2 separate regions of the Homo sapiens genome follow, and region 1 is linked to region 2. Evidence: chromatin contacts called from ENCODE Hi-C data. All regions are on one chromosome and are shown on one strand. The core of a region is the stretch at or near the end of the contact, and the rest is flanking DNA. Distances in the headings are between cores, read along the strand shown.

What was found. A loop is a pair of places that touch in the nucleus more often than their neighbours do. Pooled maps may share reads with other maps.
Region 1: a loop to region 2 is called in a pooled map, with 6 times the contacts of the local background. The contact joins the promoter of HFE here to the promoter of H2AC1 in region 2. A Hi-C loop is called at or near these places in 1 of 168 maps with a recorded cell type or tissue (naive thymus-derived CD4-positive, alpha-beta T cell), 2 of 37 single-sample maps with no recorded cell type and 9 of 50 pooled maps.

The regions. Positions count from the first base shown.
Region 1 is chr6:26,085,278-26,092,542 of GRCh38, reverse strand. It overlaps HFE (homeostatic iron regulator), which reads right to left and starts at 5,114. Exons shown (of 6, transcript NM_000410.4): 1 at 5,027-5,114; 2 at 1,439-1,702; 3 at 954-1,229. The coding sequence starts at 5,102. It also overlaps HFE-AS1.
Region 2 is chr6:25,721,386-25,728,982 of GRCh38, reverse strand. H2AC1 (H2A clustered histone 1) reads left to right here and starts at 2,421. Exons shown (of 1, transcript NM_170745.3): 1 at 2,421-2,920. The coding sequence starts at 2,456. The coding sequence ends at 2,851. It overlaps H2BC1 (H2B clustered histone 1), which reads right to left and starts at 2,206. Exons shown (of 1, transcript NM_170610.3): 1 at 1,638-2,206. The coding sequence starts at 2,074. The coding sequence ends at 1,691. It also overlaps a transcript of SLC17A1 not described here.

The DNA of each region.
Region 1 (7,265 bases), core at 3,865-6,364, 360 kb before region 2:
TGTCCTAAGATTGGACTCTAACACAGTGTCACTTGGAGAGCAGTCAGATCAGCTTGTTCTCCTCACATGTAAATATACATATCTGTTACCCATGTTCTTTGTTCTGATAGATAAAATTGCCCTTTATGTGCATTGAAAATGATTGAATACAGATGGTCAGTTTCACCTGGGTCAACCTAGGAGGCATTGTTATAAGAAGCGGACTTGTAAGATAGGTAGCTTCAGTGATTATTGCTATGTTCTATGAAAGAAACTTTTAACCTAAAGGATTCTTCTACTCTGATAAGTGGCCTCACTTGATATTTTGTCCTGGTATTCATATGATAGCTGAGATCTCTGAATTCTCTTTTTTTTTTTTTTTTTTTTTTTAAGATGGAGTCTCACTCTGCTGCCTAGGCTGGAGTGCAGTGGCGCGATCTTGGCTCAGTGCAACTTCCGCTTCCCAGGTTCAAGCGATGCTCCTGCCTCAGCCTTCCAATTAGCTGGGACTACAGGTGCGCATGACTGTGACCAGCTAATTTTTGTATTTTTTTAGAGACGGGTTTCACCATGTTGGTCAGGCTGGTCTCAAACTCCTGACCTTGTGACCACCCGCCTCGGCCTCCCAAAGTGCTGGGATTACAGGGGTGAGCCACCGTGCCCGGCCTTGACATTTCTGAATTTTTAACAGGTATAAATATACAAAAGATTATTGGTTAAATAAAAAGCAAGGGCCATAGACACTTCCCTTTGAGCCATATGCATGGAGAAAAGAAATTAAACCCATGACTTGTGGCTGTCTCATACATCTCAATTATAAGGTAGAGACTCTAGGATTGAGAAAGTCCCTTCCCAGAATTTGGAGAGGCACACAGCCTCAGCCACCTCTGAAACTCCAACCAGGGATTCCGTGCCCTGCAACCTCCTCCACTCTGCCACTAGAGTATAGGGGCAGAAGTGTGTTTCCACCATACCTTGTTGGTCCAAAACACCTCTCCCCAGCTCCAGCAACTGCTGCAGCTGTGCAGGGCAGTCCCTCTCCAGGTAGGCCCTGTTCTGCCTGGCCCGAATCTTGTGCCTTTCCCACTCCAGCTTGGTGGGCCAGGCCCTGGGTTCTGCTGCTCTCCAATCCAGTGTGTCAGGGCAGAATTCAAGGTGGTCCTGCCCATCATACCCGTACTTCCAGTAGCCCTCGGTACTGTTGTCTTCTTGCATTTCACAGCCCAGGATGACCTGCAGGGTGTGGGACTCTGGAAAAATCCCCAGCCTTGTTAACTGCAACCAAAGGAATAGGTCCCTATTTCCACCATCCCCAAGGACCAAATGATCTCAGGAAGCAAATTCCTTCCCTCTTCCCTGCTCCCACAAGACCTCAGACTTCCAGCTGTTTCCTTCAAGATGCATGAAAAGATGAAAAGCTCTGACAACCTCAGGAAGGTGAGGCCCCCTCTCCACATACCCTTGCTGTGGTTGTGATTTTCCATAATAGTCCAGAAGTCAACAGTGAACATGTGATCCCACCCTTTCAGACTCTGACTCAGCTGCAGCCACATCTGGCTTGAAATTCTACTGGAAACCCATGGAGTTCGGGGCTCCACACGGCGACTCTCATGATCATAGAACACGAACAGCTGGTCATCCACGTAGCCCAAAGCTTCAAACAAGGAAAGACCAAGGTCCTGCTCTGAGGCACCCATGAAGAGGTAGTGCAGAGAGTGTGAACCTGGAGACAGAGCAACAGGCCTTAACCATGTGTAGTAGGAGGGGAGCAGGATGTTGAGGCTCCACACACCTGCATCAACTCATACCATCAGCTGTGTCTGGTCCTCATTTTGTGAAGGGTGAGTTGCAGTCCTGTCTTTCTTCCATATGACAGTCCTGGGTGCTCTTTCCTTGTGTGCTTTTCTCTGCCACACGTGGCTGCCACCCCCTCACTGCCCCCAGATCCTATTCCAATACTCATGATTAGACAGACTCCACTAAAGCTGGTGGATTCTAGAAAATGTTAAGGTGTGTCTAGCCATGGTAGTTGAACTCAGGAGTTGGTGCTCAGGGCAAATTAGACCCAAATCCTGAGGAATAATTCCTTCAGTTTTTTTTTTTTTTTTTTTTTTTTTTTTTGAGACAGAGTCTCACTCTATCACCCAGGCTGGAGTGCAGTGGCACAATCTCAGCTCACTGCAACCTGCACCTCCTGGGTTCAAGGGATTCTCCTACCTAAGCCTCCTGAAAACCTGGGACTATAGGCGTGCGCCACCACACCAGGCTAATTTTTGTATTTTTAGTAGACATGGGGTTTCACCATGTTGGCCAAGCTTGTCTCAAACTCCTGACCTCAAATGATCTACCTGCCTCAGCCACCAAAGTGCTGGGATTACAGAAGTGAGCCACCGTGCCCAGCCTTGGTCCTGAATTCTTACACTGAACTGCCTATGTGGCCTCACCACTTGGAAGCCTGACTGGAATCTCAAACTTAACATGTCCAAATGCAGATCCTTGATTTACCCCAAACTGCTCTTTCCTCTGCCTTCACCATCTCAGAAATGGCATTGCCAATTACCCCACTGCTCAGGCCAATAAAATTAAAATAAAGAACAAAGTCAACTTTAACTCTTCTCTTTTTCAGGGGGTCAGGGGAGACAGGGTCTTGCTCTGTCACCTAGGCTGAAGTACAGTGGCACAGTCATGGCTCACTGCAGCCTCAACTTCCTGGGCTCAAGCAATACCCTCCACCTCAGCCTCCCGAGTAGCTAGGATCACAGGTGCATGCCACCACACCCAGCTAATTTTTGTATTTTTTGTAGAGAAGGGGTTTTGCTGTGTTGCCCAGGCTGGTCTTGAACTCCTGAGCTCAGGAATCTGCTCTCCTTGGCCTCCTCCTTGGCATGAGCTACTACACCCAGCCAATTCTTCTCTTTCTCTCACACAACATAGAATCCTTCAGCAACTTCCTTCAGAATATATTCAGGAGACAATGGTTTGTCACTCCCTTTTCTGTTCCCACCCAGCCCACTCCACTACCTCTTGCCTGGACTGTGTAACAGCTTCCTGGCTGGGCTCCCTGCTTTTACTGTTGCTCCCTTCATTCTGCTTTCCACATAGCAGCCAGAGCAATCTTTTAAAAGCCTGTGACAGATCACTGTTACTCCTTGGCTAGAATTCACACCACAGCCTACAGGCGCCTGCACAACCTTGTTTGTGGCTCCTCTTCTGAGCCCATTACCTACTTCTTGGCCTCTACTCCCCAGCACTACTTGTTTATTTTTTTCAACCCGAGCTTCTTAACCAGGAGTTTGTCTACTAGGTGACATGTGGCAAAGTTTAGAGACATTTTTGGTTGTCAAGACTGGGGGAGTGCTCCTAGCACCTAGTGAGTAGGGAGGACAGGATACTGCTAGACATCCTACATGCAGATGGTAGTCCCCCTTCCCACCCCCACGCCGCCCCCCCCCCCCACACACACACACATGAGTAGTGCTGAGAAAACCCGCTTTTTAATCCAACTTGCCAGGCCCACTCAGTTTGCCTGGGAAATACTGCTCCCAGTCAATATCATTCTTATTTCCTTCATGTCTCTGCTCAAGTGTCAGCCCCAGAGTGACTTGCCCTGACTTCTCTGCTTCTCACAACACCCATGATTTCCTGATGTTGTATATCTTTCTGCTCATTTGCTTATTGTCATCTCTCCCACTAGAATGCAAAATATCAAAGGGTAAAGACTTGTTTCCCTGCTCTCTCCCTTGGGGCTTGAACAGTGCAACACATGGCTGGGACTCATTTACACTTGTAAACAATGAATATTTCTGCTCAACATGAAATTTTATTATTCAACCTCTAATGCAGTGTGATGTTTAAGAATCATAGCTATGAAGTGGAGACATGAGCTCTGCCACCAAAGCCCAGTGTACCATTGAATAAATTTGCCAGGAAGCAGGCCGTGCCATGCCTCATTCTTGTCATGTGTAAAATGTGGATACACGTAGTACCAAAACTCAAAGTGCTGTGCTGAGGCCGGCGTGTGACCCACAGAACACTGTGCTACACTACAGGGCAAAATCACTGTCAACTAAGATTAGAAGCAGCTGTAGTACTTGAAATAACATCAGAAAACCAGATTATTTATGTTCTTTGTAACCTGAAAAGAGTTATATAATCTGAATTCCAGTTAACTTCTAGTAAAATAAACGTATTATTAGCTCCTACCTCCCTATGCCTAGTGAAAATCAAATAAGATCAGATATGAATGTAACTTAGAAGTGAGTGCATTGCTTACATGTTCATTATCAGTACTTTGTAGAGAGGCCTCTTAATTACACAGCACATTGCAAATCAATAAAGCCTAGCCGAAAAGAGAATTGTTCAGTTCAAACGTTCAAAACTAACATATACTTAATTTTCCAGGCAAAAGAACAATTGCCAAGAGTGGGGAAAGGCCCGAGGTAGGCCTCTCTCAGGAGCCTCCCACCCTAGAGACCTCCACCCCAGGTCTCACCAAAAGTGGGTGGAATGGTGAAGAATTCAGATCCCCAACGCCACTCTTTCGCGCCCCCACCGCCCAACGCATTCGTTCTGAGGTGGAAACCCCGTGCGGATCCTGCTGTGGGTTTGCTCAGCCTTCTCGGCAAGCACTCAGGGAAGAACTTCCTGTTTGGAGATGACTGGGGAAAAAACTGCACAGCTGACATTGGAAATAAACCCGAGTTCCAGGTTCAAGGAGCCCCAGGCTTAGCTCAGCTCAAGTGAGGAACTACGAGATTTATTTAAAAGCATTCTAGTTGGGGGAAGGGAGTGGGCGGTTCCAAAAGTCACTCCGCAGAGCCGGGACAGCCGGGGGAGGGGGCAGGTCCTGGGGCGAGGGACCCCTATCTGCAGTTCAGTGGTAGGCACTCCCTCACGGGGTCTGGACGCAGAAAGTAGGGAGAGGGGCTTGCGGATAGGGTTGAGCAGGTCCTCCAAAGTTAGCAAACTCCCAAGCGCAAAGAAAAAGCTAGTTTCGATTTTTCCACCCCCGCCGCGCCCCTAGTTCGCCCGCAGCCCTCGGACTCACGCAGCAAGCGCCCCTGCAGGACCGCGGTCTGCAAAAGCATCAGGAGGAGAAGCGCCGGCCTGGCTCGCGGGCCCATTTCCCCAGCTCTGGCCGCACGTCCCCGTTAAATCTCCGCTTCTTTTGGGGGGCGGGGAAACGGGGATGGCTCCAGAAGTCACCCTACAGCTATTGCCTAGGCTCAGGAGATGCCCAGTAAAACTTCCTGGTGAAAAGCAACAGGTCTTTCAGAACTTTAGTTCTCTCTCTCCTACAGCAGAAGGTACCTGCTTGTGAAACACTAGGTGATCCAGTGTCCCCCTTGGTTTTTAAATCCTGAAGGGGTGTTGTTGATTGGGGAAAGTAGCTTCGCAATGTTCTGATCTGAACTTTAGATATTTAAATATTTATGATTTTCAAAATTCAATCATACATTTAAAAATTTTATCTCAACCTTAGACCAACTTATGTCTTATTTGACTTAGAAATATAAAGCTTTTTCATTTTGTTTTTTGATTCAAATTAATTAAGTCATAACATTAACCAATTAGATCCTACTGAAACACCTTCCACAGCCTTCATAATTGAATTATCTGACAAGTGTTTCACAAACTTTACAGTATTGGGATTATCTGGAGAATGATTAAACATATTGAGGCCTGCTCCTAACCCCAGACACACTGATTTAATGGGTAATTGTTAGGTAGTTAGACATTAGCAGTTGGGAGGGGATGACAGAAGAGAGCGGAAAGGCTGTCACTAAGACAGCCACTGGCCCACCTAAATTCAGGCCCAAGACTACCCTAATGCCACCCTAAGGGATGGAGTTTATGATAAAGTCTGTGGCCAAAATATCCTGGAGAAAGAGAAAGGAGGGTACAGGTGGAAATTCCCTAAGGTGGCACATGCCCAACAACACAAAAGCCTGTCTTCAAGTTCACCCCAAGTTCATCATGCCATCATTATAATAGAATTTACATACAGTTTTGCCCCCCCATCCCTGGGAGGCTTTTCTTAACAAATTATAGGTAAGACCATGCACAGTTTAATTTTAGATTGTATAGCTATACACTTCAATCAAATAACATCATCCTGTCACTCAGATACAGCCCAAACCTCAACTCCTCCCCACAAACCCCATAAAAGCACCTTGAGCTCTGTAAAGAAGTGCTGAGTTCACTTCGCAGAAATAAGCCCGCTGTCCCTCAGAGTGTATTATTGTGCTTCAATAAACTTTGCTTTAAGCTTGCATTTTGGTGTTAGTTTGTAGTTCTTTGCTCACTATCACAAGAACTGAGATTGCTGGTTCAGAGCTCCGGCTATAATAATCTCCTCGGTTAAAGGATCCATCCCAATGCATAATTCCCAGTAACAGTATGGGATGCCACCTGGGCAATGGGATTTTAAAAGCTTTCCTTCTCCCTCAACGAAGTTTGGGAATTATTGCCTTAGACATTTCAAACAATATTAATAAATTTAATACACCTGATTTGCTCCAAACCTTTACATATCTAGCAAATTCAACAGGCATTATTTTTGTAAGCATGTATGCAAATTTTGGCAATTCAAGAAAATCAAACAGGATATCAGGGCCTCGACTGTAGGCAAACAGATACAATAACATTGGAAACATGTAGAATATTGATGATGGGCACATTGGGGCTGATAGTACTATTCCTTTTTTTCAATTTTTGGTAAGATATAATTAGCATACCATATAATTCATCTATGTAAAATGCAAAAATTGGCCCGGCTCAGTGGCTCACGCTTGTAATCCCAGCACTTTGGGCGGCCGAGGAAGGCAGATCACCTGAGATCAGGGGTTCGAGACCAGCCTGGCCAACATGGTGAAACCCCGTCTTTACTAAAAATACAAAAATTAGCCGGGCGTGATAGCAGGCAACTGTAATCCCAGCTACATTAGAGGCTGAGGCAGGAGAATCGCTTGAACCCGGGAGGCGTAGGTTGCAGTGAGCTAAGATCGTGCCATCACACTCCAGCATGGGAGACAAGAGCAAGACTTCATCTCAAAAAAAAAAAATTAGCTGGGTGTGGTGGCATGCACCTGTAATTCCAGCTACTCGGGAAGCTGAGACAGGAGAATCGCTTGAACCTGGGAGGCGGAGGTTGTGGTGAGCCGAGATCATGCCATTGCACTCCAGCCTGGGCAACAAGAGCGAAACTCCGTCTCAAAAATAAAATAAATAAAATAAAATGCAAAAATTAATGGATTTTAGTATATTTACAGAGATGTGCAACCATT
Region 2 (7,597 bases), core at 1,172-3,671:
GAGCATAGATGCTAGATGCCCCTTCCCCCCAATTTGTCACCTCCCTGGAAGATTTCCCAGCTAAAGCATGCAGGGGCTTTGCAGGGACTGTCTTACTGTTCACAAAAGTGTGGGGGCACTTATTTTAACGGGTCTTGTTATACATTGATATATTTTTTTGTTTGTGTTTGAGACGGAGTCTCGCTCTGTCACCCAGGCTGGAGTGCAGTGGGGCGATCTCGGCTCACTGCAACCTCCGCCTCCCGGGTTCAAGGGATTCTCCTGCCTCAGCCTCCCAAGTAGCTGCAATTACAGGAACGTGCCACCACGCCCAGCTAATTTTTTGTATTTTGAGTAGAGACAGGGTTTCACCATGTTAGCCAGGATGGTCTCGATCTCCTGACCTCGTGATCTGCCCTCCTCTGCCTCCCAAAGTGCAGGATTACATGCGTGAGCCACCGCGCCGGCCGGTACTAACTTTTTAATGTAGAGAAAGCACATATACATATCCAAAATTTTGTTAAAAGATAAAGGTTAAATGAAGATGCGTTAAACAAATTGAGAATTCCAGCTAACCACAGGTTTCCAGGAAGTAATATTTGATCCATTTTTAAGGTGGCTGAAATCAGTTTAATGCTTGGGAGCTCTTACAGATGGAGTCCAACAACCAGTAACATGACAATGAAGGAAACTATTATAAATTTAAGAAAATTAAGGGACATTTTAAATCCGTTTAATTCCTGCTAACCAGATTTGTGAGTTCTCCAGAGTTCGCACAATCATTTCCACACCTTGACTTACCTGTGGCACAAAACGTAACTTCCTCTAAACTATTCCCTTTTTGTGAGGTCTTAAAATTTGGGATCATAATGCAAGTTATACTGTCTATGTCGCTGCGCTTTTTAGTTTTATTATGTGTAATGCTAACCTTAAATATACCAGTATCAGCATGTAGCTTTTATACAAACTAGGGGGTTTTTTTGTTTTGTTTTTTGAGACAGTCTCGCTGTCACCAGGCTGTAGTGCAGTGACGATCTCGGCTCACTGCAATCTCCGGCTCCTGGGTTCAAGCGATTCTCTTGCCTCAGCCTCCCAATTAGCTGGGACTACAGTGCACGCCACCACGCCCACCTGATTTTTGTATTTTTAGTAGAGACGGAGTTTCACCTTGTTGGCCAAGATGGTCTCCGTCTCTTAACCTCATGAACCGCCAGCCTCGACCTCTGCAAGTGCTGGGATTACAGGCGAGTCACGGTGCCTAGCAAGGATTGTCTTGCTGCAACTAGTTCGTCTACCCTCGGCCCACAGCTGATTTGGATATATTCGCAGTGGCTCACGCCTGTAGTCCCAGCACTTTGGGAGACCGAGGTGGGTGATCACCAGATCGAGTTTGAGACCATCCTGGCCAACATGGTGAAACCCCGTCTCTACTAAAAATACAAAAATTAGCCGGGTGTAGTGGTGGGAGCCTGTAGTCCCAGCTGCTCAGGAGGCTGAGGCAGGAGAATGGCGTGAACTCAGGAGGCAGAGCTTGCAGTGAGCCGAGATTCCGCCACTGCACTCCAGCCTGGGAGAGTGAGACTCCGCCTCAAAAAAAAAAAAAACCCTTACGGTTAGAAACTACACAAAAACGAAGCCCACAGCTGTTTCAGTATGTTTAAGTGGCTCTGAAAAGAGCCTTTGGGTTAGAAATGACGTTTACTTAGCAGGCTTACTTGGAGCTGGTGTACTTAGTGACAGCCTTGGTGCCCTCAGACACAGCATGTTTAGCCAGCTCTCCCGGCAGTAGCAAGCGCACTGCTGTCTGAATCTCTCTGGAAGAAATGGTGGAGCGCTTGCTGTAGTGAGCCAAACGTGATGCCTCGCTCGCTATACGCTCAAAGATATCAGTGACGAAGGAATTCATAATGCTCATAGCTTTCGAAGAGATGCCAGTGTCCGGATGGACCTGCTTTAGCACTTTGTAGATGTAAATAGAATAACTCTCCTTACGGGTCCTCTTGCGCTTTTTGCCTTCCTTTTTCTGGGTCTTAACGACAGCTTTCTTAAAGCCCTTCTTGGAAATGGTAGCACCTTTAGATGACACCTCCGGCATAGCTACCACACACTTCTGCAGCGTTACACGGTTCTTTTCCAGGGTTACACAGCACTTTCCAGTGCTCAACAGCTCTTCAGTATTAAACAGCTCCAAATGACCTCAGCTCCAAGTCTCGCCAAGTAAACAAACAGAACTGGAGGATGAAAGATGCGGTATTTATAGGCACGGCCCTCAAACGCCGCGTTCGGTATCCAAAATCTGATTGGACAATGGGAAGTGGCGTGAATGCAAATGAGGCGATTCTAGTACGACTTTCTGATTGGGTAGACGGCCATCAGCCAATCAGATAGCAAATGCCAACCTCAGTCAGACTATAAATAGGCCCAGTAGCAGCCCTAGAAATGTGGTTCTCGTGTTGCTGCAATTTGATGCGAGGAGATGTCTGGACGAGGGAAGCAGGGAGGAAAAGCACGCGCCAAGTCTAAGTCTCGCTCTTCTAGAGCGGGTTTGCAGTTTCCCGTAGGCCGGATCCATCGTCTGCTTCGTAAGGGAAACTATGCAGAGCGGATAGGGGCAGGCGCACCAGTGTATTTGGCGGCAGTGTTAGAGTATCTCACAGCAGAAATCCTTGAGCTGGCAGGCAATGCGTCTCGCGATAACAAAAAAACTCGCATTATTCCCCGCCACCTGCAGCTAGCGATCCGCAATGATGAGGAACTCAATAAGCTTTTGGGCGGCGTGACCATTGCCCAGGGCGGAGTCCTGCCTAACATTCAGGCAGTGCTGCTGCCCAAGAAGACTGAGAGTCACCACCATAAAGCCCAAAGCAAGTAACTTAAGGTTGTCATTGGTAAAAAGACTTCTGTGTCAGAAAAAACAAAAGGCTCTTTTCAGAGCCACCTACCGTCTCAGAAAAAGGCTGTACGTTACAAAACGTTACTGCTGTTAACCAGCCATCTTACTTGCCTGTCACAAATGCCCGTTTAAGCGCATTTCGGGAATGTACGGGGACTGAATTTTCAAGGAGCGTTCCATCGGCCATTAGTTTGAGGTAATTTTGGTTATATATGTCACTGGGCGAGGTGGCTTAACGCTTGTGAGCAGTCAGTACTTGCACTTCAGTGGAGGTTGGAGCGGGAGGGTCGTTCAAGCCTGGGGCTTGACCGTTAACATAATTGAGACCCTGTCCCCACAGAAACTAGCTGGGTCTGGTGATGCAGGCCTGTAGTCCCAGCTGTTCGGGAGGCTGCGGTGGGAGGGTTGTTCATGAGTCCGGGAGGCGAAAGTTACAGTGAACGAAGATTGATTGCTCCACTGCACTCCAGTCTGGGTGACATGAGCGAGACTATCTCAAACTAGATTTATGTATGTTAGTTATGTTAAGGGTTACACATGGAAGTGAAAATTGCATTACAAGCAGGAGAGGTGTAATCTTCCTGTTTAAATCCAGGTAACATCAGTCTGGCTGGTTAAAGTACATTTTAGAGAATTTCCTTTCAAATATGGTAGTTTCACGAAATACTCATAATTAAATGTGGCATGTAAGTAAGTTAATCTTAAAATTTGGGTAAGCATATATATTTGATACCTGTGGTTTCACGTACTTTGTAAAGAATAATAGAATTATTTCTTAAAATGTAAGTAAAATATGTCAAAAAGAAGCCTTACGCCATATGTGATGGTGAGATACTAGTGTTAGACTCAGGCAGGAATGGGACTAGAAGGCCGAACATAATTTGAAGTTTAGAAATTTGGAAGAGTATATGCTTCAAAAGTTTTGACTGTTGAAAAGAGGCAAAATAGTTTGTTGATCTGTGTTTGCAGTTTGTGCTGTAAACACCAAGAGAAAGTGAAAAGCAAAACCCATTCAGTAACGCTGCCAAATAACTAAATTAAAAATTATTGTACGATATTCAACAGTTGACCTTACCTCAAAAAAAAAAAAAATCATTTGGTTACCAAAAAAAAAACTGCTAAACACTTGATGTCTACACATAATAAGGCATGTATAGAAGCAGGTAAAGTTCTATAAAATAAAACATGCCGAGTAAGGACAATCAAGTTACAAAAGTATGAATTAACCTGCATACATAATAAATAAGGGATGCAGTTAGGGACGGCAAAAATTGAAGATATTTGAAAACAGAAATGGCAACTATATGTTGAATAAAACTGGGTAATATTTAGAACATGGCAAATGTAAAACTTAAAATCAGGATATAAGACAAACCTAAACAGATGAATTCCAAGTAATTAATGTAGATACTTTGTCAAGAAAGTGGCACTTAACTTCTCAGACTTGCCAAGGCAGAGGAGGAGGGACTTGACTTTATAGAAGAGAACCTGTGTATTCTTTTATTCCAAATGCACTACATAATACTTTTATTTCTATCTCTAATGCAATCCTATTAAAATTGCATTAAACTAAATGTTTAGATAGAATAAAATATATTAAAAAATTGTGAATACATGTTACAGGAGACATGCCCCCTTGATTTTTCAAAACAATTTACCTACAGAAGTTTCTGATTCTTCTTTTTTTGGAGCCAGAGTCTCGCTCTGTCACCCAGGCTGGAGTGCAGTGGCGTGATCTCGGCTCATTACAACCTCCAGCTCCCAGGTTCAAGTGATTCTCCTACCTCAGCCTCCTGAGTAGCTGGGATTACGGGCGCCTGCCCCACGCCCAGCTAACTTTTGTATTGTTAGTAGAGACAGGGTTTCGCCATGTTGGCCAGGCTGGTCTCCAACTCCTGACCTCAGGTGATCCGCCAGCCTCAGCCTCCCAAAGTGCTGGGATTACAAGTGTTAGCCACCGCACCCAGCCTTGATTTCTTCTTATAGAACTTTCACACGTTTCATAGAGTTTATCTCCAGGTATTCTTTTTTATTACTGTATTTTGGGGAAATATTAGAAGGGTTTCTTTTATTATGTTTTCTGATTGACGATGTTTTACAGATAGAACATTCTTGATATTCGTACTGGTTTGTATTTCCTTCCTTATTCTGTCATTTCTGTTGTCCAGCTTTTTTCCTCTGTGGTTTTCCAGGTAGGCAGAAAAATCATATAATTTTGTCCTGTTGTTTTAAATAGTTGACTTTGTCTAAATGCATTGTCTAATAGTTACACGTGATAATAAAAATGGTGATATTGACTTATTTTCCCCCCCAACAGCCTTCCTCTGTCGCACAGACGAGTGCAGTGGCCTGATCTCAGCTCACTGCAGCCTCTGCCTCCTGGATTCAAGCGATTCTCCTCCCTCATTCTCCCAAGTAGCTGGGATTACAGGCATGTACCATCATGTCTGGCTAATGTTTATATCTTTAGCACAGACGGGGTTTCACCATGTTGGCCAGGCTGGTCTCGAACTCCTGACCACCCACCTTGGCCTTATCCTAAAGTGCTGGGATTACAGACGTGAGCAACCATGCCCGGCTGACTTATTTTTTATTATAATCAGACTAATATGACACTGTCTTATGCCTAATGCTGGGTTTTTATGGGATTTGTGTAATTCCAAAATTGCTAAAAGTTGTTAATTAAAAATAAATATTGGCTATTAACAATAAAACTTCAGCAGCAACTGAGACAAATATATGCCACTTTTTTCCCTTTACTTTTTTTTTTTTTTGGGTGGGGAGGGCAGGGACGGAGTTTTGTTCTTATCACCCAGGCTGGAGTGCAATGGCACCATCTCAGCTCACTGCAACCTCCGCCTCCCGGCTTCAAGCGATTCTCCTGCCTCAGCCTCCTGAGTAGCTGGGATTACAGGCGCCTGCCACCACACCCAGCGAATTTTTTTTTTTTTTTTGTATTGTTAGTAGAGTCAGCGTTTTGCCATGTTCAGCAGGCTGGTCTCGAACTCCTGACCTCAGGTGATCCGCCCGACTCGGCCTTCCAAAGTGCTGGGATTACAGGCATGAGCCACCATGCTCAGCCTCCTTTTACTTTTTATGATAAATCACGTTGAAGGAATTCAGAACACACCATTTCAAAATATGTCACTCTGACATATTGACTATTTGGAGATAGACACTTGAAAAACAGCAGATGCACATACACTCTGACCTTCCTTTTGTTTCTTAAAAGCAGGAGATGAAAGATGCCCTCCCTATACCAGAAGGAAAGTATCATTCTCATCAAGGACAGAAAATTAAGGCCAAGGAAAATCTGTACAAATAAACCTTGTTACACCAACCCTTACCTCTCTAGTCACTTCTCCACCTAATTAATTACTCTAACCCAAGCCCCTTTGCTGTCACATTTTCACAACTTACTTCACTTTGTCAGATTCTTCACATAAGCATTCCATTCTTTGTCTTCGGGTCTTCATTTCCTACTCCTGTGCCACGTAAAACTTCCATTCAATAAATTTATATGCTTTTCTCCTGTTGACCTCTCATGTCAATTTAATTCTCAAACCCAACCAAAATATCCTGAGGGTAGAAGTAAAGTTTTGCTTCCTCCACTACAATGTTATGGATTTCTCATCAGAAATCACAGAAGTCATGGAACGATAGAATAACACCTTCTAAGTTCTAAAGCAAAATACCTTTCAATTTAAAATTCTGTGCTCAGATGAACTCTTTTTTGTGTAAGGGTGAAATAATTTTTGGACAAAGATTGGAAAGTTTTGCCACTCAGATTCATACTAGAAGAATTAATGCTAAAGAATGTACTGAAATAAAAAGACTGAACTCAGAAGAAAGACTGAGATGCAATAAGCAATAATATTGCCAAAGGAAGAGGTAAAAGTATAAATCTATCTAAATAAATACACTAGTTGTAAAAAAAAAAAAACCTACAATAATACTAGAATATTAAAAAAAAAAACCAAAAACACTGGAGAGTAGTTACAGAAGATGAAAGGGGCTGAAACAAATTAAAGCATGTTGATGTCCTTGTACTGTTTATAAGGAGGACAGACATACTGATTGTTATATTTTCTTAAGTCAGGTTTATATTTTATGATATTAAATGTAACCACTAAAATAATAAAATTAATGTAGACTAGAAAGAAGGTAATAGCAAAAAAAAAAAATAGTCCAGTGGAAAGCAGGAAATCAGAAAGGACTGGCATGACAAATTAGAATGCAAAGTCAAACATTAGAAATGAGTCCAAATATCAAAATGAAGTTTAACCGATTAAATTTGCCATTTAAAAGACAGTATTTGACTAGGAGTAAAACACAGCTATACCTTGGTTATAAAATACCTAAAATTTATTGGCACAGAAGAACATTTAGAAGAAAAGGAGTGGAAAAATTACATTCCAGACAAAACTGTCCCCCAAAAAAATTATTTTGCAAAATTAATGGCAGAGATAATATTTAATGAAAAAGTAATTTGAAAATTAAAAGCGGAAAATATAGGTAGATACACTATTTCTCATTGTGTTAACACCCCAAAACACAGCTTTATAGAAAACAAACAGCAGAAATGTATGACAAAGAATACATTCACAATTATAGTGTATATTTTAATATGTCTGTCTTGGAAAAAGGTAATCACCCCTACCACATATTGGAATGTTAAAAACACACTAAAGCATAATTCATGAGTTTAATAGCAAAACCATAAAC